Linked DNA regions of Homo sapiens: region 2 is linked to region 1. A link is an interaction called in ENCODE POLR2A ChIA-PET data of the cell type or tissue named here. Cell type or tissue: Panc1. All regions are shown on one strand.

Region 1 (2,500 bases):
AGCCCAAAGTGGCATTTTGGACAGGTAACCGGGCTGTGGAAGACCCCAGGTTCTTTTTTTTTCTTTTTCTTTTTTTTGAGACAGAGTTTTGCTCTTGTATCCCTGGCTGGAGTGCAATGGCGTGATCTCGGCTCACCGCAACCTCCGCCTCCCGGGTTCAAGCAATTCTCCTGTCTCAGCCTCCCGAGTAGCTGGGATTACAGGCGCCTGCCACCTTGCCCAGCTAATTGTTCTATTTTTAGTAGAGACGGTTTCACCACGTTGGCCAGGCTGGTCTGGAACTCCTGACCTCAGGTAATCTACCCGCCATGGCCTCCCAAAGTGCTGGGATTACAAGTGTGAGCCGCCACACCTGCCCCCCCCCCCCCGCCTTTTTTTTTTTTGGAGACGGAGTCTTGCTCTGTCACCCAGGCTGGAGTGTAGCTGCACAATCTCAGCTCACTGCAACCTCCGCCTTCCGGGTTCAAGCAATTCTGCCTCAGCCTCCTGAGTAGCTGGGACTACAGGCAAGTGCCACCACACCTGACTGATTTTTGTATTTTTAGTAGAGACGTGGGTTTCACTATGTTATCCAGGCTGATCTTGAACTCCTGACCTCAGGTAGATCCCCCTGCCTTGGCCTCTCGAAGTGCTGGGATTAACAGGCGTGAGCCACCGCGCCCGACCTAGAGCCCAGGTTCTTGACTACTAGTTTAGGTTGTCACAGATCTGCTCAAGAGGCCCCATCTCTACCCTGTGGCCCCTCAACATGAGGAGCTAAGGAGTCAGGGTGGCCGCTTGTGGGAAAAGCACAAGAGGCTGTGGGACTCAAGCGGTGCCTGACAGCCTGGAGGAGTCAGGTGGACTCCTTGGGGGAGAGGACATGGGAACCAGGGTCTGCTGGCCGGTAGGAAGAGTAGCCAGGGAGACCATGTCTGTGATGAGTTGTTTTCGGGTGTCTGTGGCCTCAACTTGCTCATTCACTTTCCTTGAACACCTGTGCCGGGCCATGTGCTCGTCATGGGGCACTGAGTGACCACAGCCCTCTTCCCCCTCCCAAGGAGTCACAAATGACGCAAGGGTTGCTGCCGGTGCTGGAAGAGGAGTTGGGCTTCAAAGCACAGTGCATCCTCAGCGTTTTGTATAGGTGCTTGGAAACGGACTTAAGCAAAACAAGCAGATCCTGTAATAACAGTCCTTTAAACAAACTGGTTTCCTTATACGTCGTTTCGCTTAAGGTCACGGTTTCCCAGAACCTATTGATGACGTTAAGTGAGGACTTCGTTGAGTGGCTAATGACTCATAGGAAGCGAGTGAACTTCATTGTTTGGGGAGCGCAGAGATTTCTACTTCCTAGTTCCAGCCTCTGCAGCCAATAGGGAAGTCCCGCACCTAAATGCTCAGGGGGAATGTTTTACAACTTGAGATTTTCTGTCCACTTGCCCACTTTCTATGTATCTACCCTAGTTAATACAGTAGCCAGTGCTCAGAAGCCATGTATGGCTACCAAGCGGGGCTGCACATATTAGAACATTTCCGTCATCAAGGAAGGTTATATGGGACAGCACTGACACAGGATACATAAAATGAGTCGGGGGCTGGGCCCAGTGGCTCACGCCTGTAATCCCAGCACTTTGGGAGGCCAAGGCAGGTGGATGGCTTGAGGTCAGGAGTTCGAGACCAGCCTTGCCAGCATGGCGAAACCTGGTCTCTACTAAAAATACAAAAAAAAAAAAAAAGGCTGGGCATGGTGGCGGGTGCCTGTCGTCCCAGCTGTTTGGGAGGCTGAGGCAGGAGAATGGCTTGAACCCGGGAGGTGGAGGTTGCAGTGAGCTGAGAGATTGCACCACTGTACTCTGGCCTGGACGACAGAGCGAGACTCCGCCTCAAAAAAAAAAAAAAAAAAAAGCCAGGCGTGGTGGCTCACATCTGTAATCGCAGCACTTTGGGAGGCCAAGGCGGGTGGATCACCTGAGGTCAGGAGTTGGAGACCAGCCTGACCAATATGGTGAAACCCCGTCTTTACTAAAAATACAAAAACTATCTGGGTGTGGTGGCGTGTGCCTGTAGTCCCAGCTACTCAGGAGGCTGAGACAGGAAAATTGCTTGAACCCTGGAGGTAGAGGTTGCAGTGAGCTGAGACCTTGCCGCTGCACTCCAACCTGAGCCACAGAGCAAGGGTCCGTCTCAAAAAAGAAAAAAGGCCAGGCACGGTGGCTCATGCCTGTAATCCCAGCACTTTAGGAGGCCGAGGTGGGTGGATCACGAGGTCTGGAGTTTGAGACCAGCCTGGCCAACATGGTGAAACCCTGTTTCTACCAAAAATACAAAAAAATTAGCTGGGCGTGGTGGCACTCGCCTGCAATCCCAGCTACTTGGGAGGCTGAGGCAGGAGAATCACTTGAACCCCAGAGGCAGAGGTTGCAGTGAGCCAAGATCGCACCATTGAACTCCAGCGGCAGAGGTTGCAGTGAGCCAAGATCGCACCACTGAACTCCAGCGGCAGAGGTTGCAGTGAGCC
Region 2 (2,500 bases), 68 kb after region 1:
AGCCAGAGGCATCTGGGACAGAGAGAAGCCTTGTCTAGTCCTTTCCCCACTCCAGAGTACTGCCAGGACCCCAGGGCTAAGGGACACAGCTTCTCTGGTACTGCCAGGGGACATGACAGAACAGCCCCAAGGGTTGGGCTCAATGCAGGACCTTGTTCTGCTGCCGAGAAAGGGGAGAGTGGTTTTGGACAAATGGAGGCTGATTCTGGGGAAATGTGTGTTCATGTGTCTGTGTGGTGGTGGTGGGGAGGGCGGGCCTCCCATGACTGAGAAGCATCAGTGAGCACTGGAACTGGCCCAAGTAATTTGTGCAGCCTCAGGCCCCTTGGGGTGAGCCCAGCTGGGGCTGTAAATAATGGGTGGGGATGGAACTTCTAGTTTCCTGCCCAGATCAGAAAAAGCCTGGCCCAGAGTGGAGGCACAGCAGAGGCCCAACGAATACCTGCACAATTGAACCCAGATGGTCCCCTGGAAGGTAGTGGTGTACTCTGTCTCAGGTCCTAGCAGAGTATACTAAGTAAGAGCACAAGTTCAACAGGCAAACTTGCTGGATTCAAAATCTAGCTCTGCCTCCATGACCTAACTCAATATCATTGTGGGCCAGTCCTTTAACCTCTCTGATCCTTGGTCTCTTCTGTAAATGGGGACTGTAAGGCCTCTACCTCACAGGATTGTTGTAAAGAGTCAATGAGACAATCATGCAAAGCGTCTGGCATGTGGTAAGTGCTCAAGTACATTTTAACTATTATTGTTGTTGCTCCTCGTTGAATCTAGAGCCCATGCTGTTTCAGGGCTGGTGGGAACAGTTCATGTACAAAAGCACATCTGGGCCTTCCCCTTAAGATTCCCGACAGGGGTGGGGAATTTCATACAGTTATTTACCAAAAACAGACACATCTCTGATTCCTTGGAGCTAGAAGTACAACAAGCAATGATGAAATTCTGGAGGTGGGCAGATGGGGGAAGGGGCTGGGGAATGCCAAGACACCAACGGCTGCTTCTCACCAAGCTGCAAACTTGGACTCTGCAAACATGGAGAGGTTGAGGAATGCTGTGCGTATAAATGTCCTCCCTGGCTATAGTGGCAGCAGGGCAGAGCTGGCCAGGTGACTAGAGCTAAGTAGGTCATGACCCTGGGTCCTGGCAAATTACAGGCACCAATCGAGACTGCTCTAAGAGCAAACCCATTTTTATGTACTGGCCTGGTGCAACAATTGGAGTAGCCTCAGGCACCAGTCAGAGGGGCTAGGGTTTGGCTCTAAACATGACCTTCTCTGCCTCACCCCTGCTCACATGGACACAGGGGAGGGCAGGGGGCTCACATTTTTGTTTGATGAACTGTCAAGCAGAGCCTGAAAGTGGAGGGTGGAGGACAGGGCTGAGCTCTGATGACTCACTTGCCATTGCCCCTCCTGACCTCAGTTTCCCCACCCAGACTGAATGAGCCAGAGAGGGAGGAGTTTAAACCTGCTAGATATGGGGACTGACTCAGAATAGGAGGTGGGAAGAAAATGCAGGAAATGTCTCCCAGGAAGCTACAGGACAGTGGAGGGAAGTGGAATTCAGCTCCCCTGACCCCCCTAGTCTCCTTCCTCCTGTCCATAGGAACAGCCTTCTGGTCCAAGTCAGCATCAGAGGAAAGGAGAGGACCAGGGTTATTGTTCTAGCTCCAAAGAGGCAGGGAAGACAGCACCTGGAGAACAAACAGGGATTACAACAAGGGGTAACCTGGGACCTCTTCTTCCCTGTTCCAGAGACCCTTGGAATATTGCTTTTCTGTTTCTAGGTGTTGCGCCTCATGTCCTACTTCCATGAAACTGATGCTGGCTGCCTGTGCTGGAGGACTTCCCTATACCTTCCCAGCTGCCTGAGAGGAAGCGATGACCTAGGCCAGGCTTTCCACAGCTATAAGCCCCGACTCCCCACTTCTAGTAGGTCACACAACAGTATCCTCACCAGCTTCCCGGGCCTACCCAAAATCAGCGTCAGCATCAAGACAAGTGGTTCTCCACTGGGTGCACCCAAGAGTCAACCAGGGAGCTTTAAATCTCCAGGGATAGGACCTGGGCTTCACATTATTTTTAGAAAGGCCCTGGGGGATTCTAACACAAAGCTAGGGACATATTCACCTAGGTCAGCTCTGTGCTACCTGATCTATCTGAGCAGGAAGCAGACAACTGGGCAGCTCTGACCCACACCCAAGGTCTCCCTGGAGAACTGGAGGAAGTACTAAGGTTGGTTCGGTGGGACATGGAGATACAACCCACAAAAAAGCAGGGGATCTACCTCACTGTTCAGCTCTCCAGGTTTGAAGGGACCAAGCTAAAGAAGGGCTTGGAGACAGGCAACTTTTTTTTTTCTTTGAGACGGAGTCTGGCTCTGTCGCCCAGGCTGGAGTGCAGTGGTGCGATCTCGGATCATTGCAAGCTCCTGTGCCTCCTGGGTTCACGCCATTCTCCTGCCTCAGCCTCCTGAGTAGCTGGGACTACAGGCGCCCACC

Evidence for each region. Peaks named below come from ENCODE experiments on the same cell type or tissue, not always from the same donor. Only the 100,000 strongest peaks of a DNase experiment are listed, where the experiment ranks them.
Region 2: POLR2A ChIA-PET joins it to region 1 with 9 read pairs; 12 of 35 experiments call an interaction of 5 or more read pairs at or near these places.

What each region holds. Positions count from the first base shown.
Region 1 is chr19:39,429,601-39,432,100 of GRCh38, reverse strand. No RefSeq gene overlaps it. Among named protein-coding and RNA genes, the nearest start is that of RPS16, 5.1 kb to the left of the region's middle. RefSeq lists an enhancer at 538-657. In Panc1, no CTCF peak of the experiment used is centred here; DNase peaks (open chromatin) are centred at 95, 349 and 1,140; H3K4me3 peaks cover 1,075 bases; H3K27ac peaks cover 2,344 bases.
Region 2 is chr19:39,361,790-39,364,289 of GRCh38, reverse strand. All of the region lies in intron 3 of SAMD4B (sterile alpha motif domain containing 4B), which reads right to left. Among named protein-coding and RNA genes, the nearest start is that of SAMD4B, 21 kb to the right of the region's middle. In Panc1, no CTCF peak of the experiment used is centred here; a DNase peak (open chromatin) is centred at 1,397.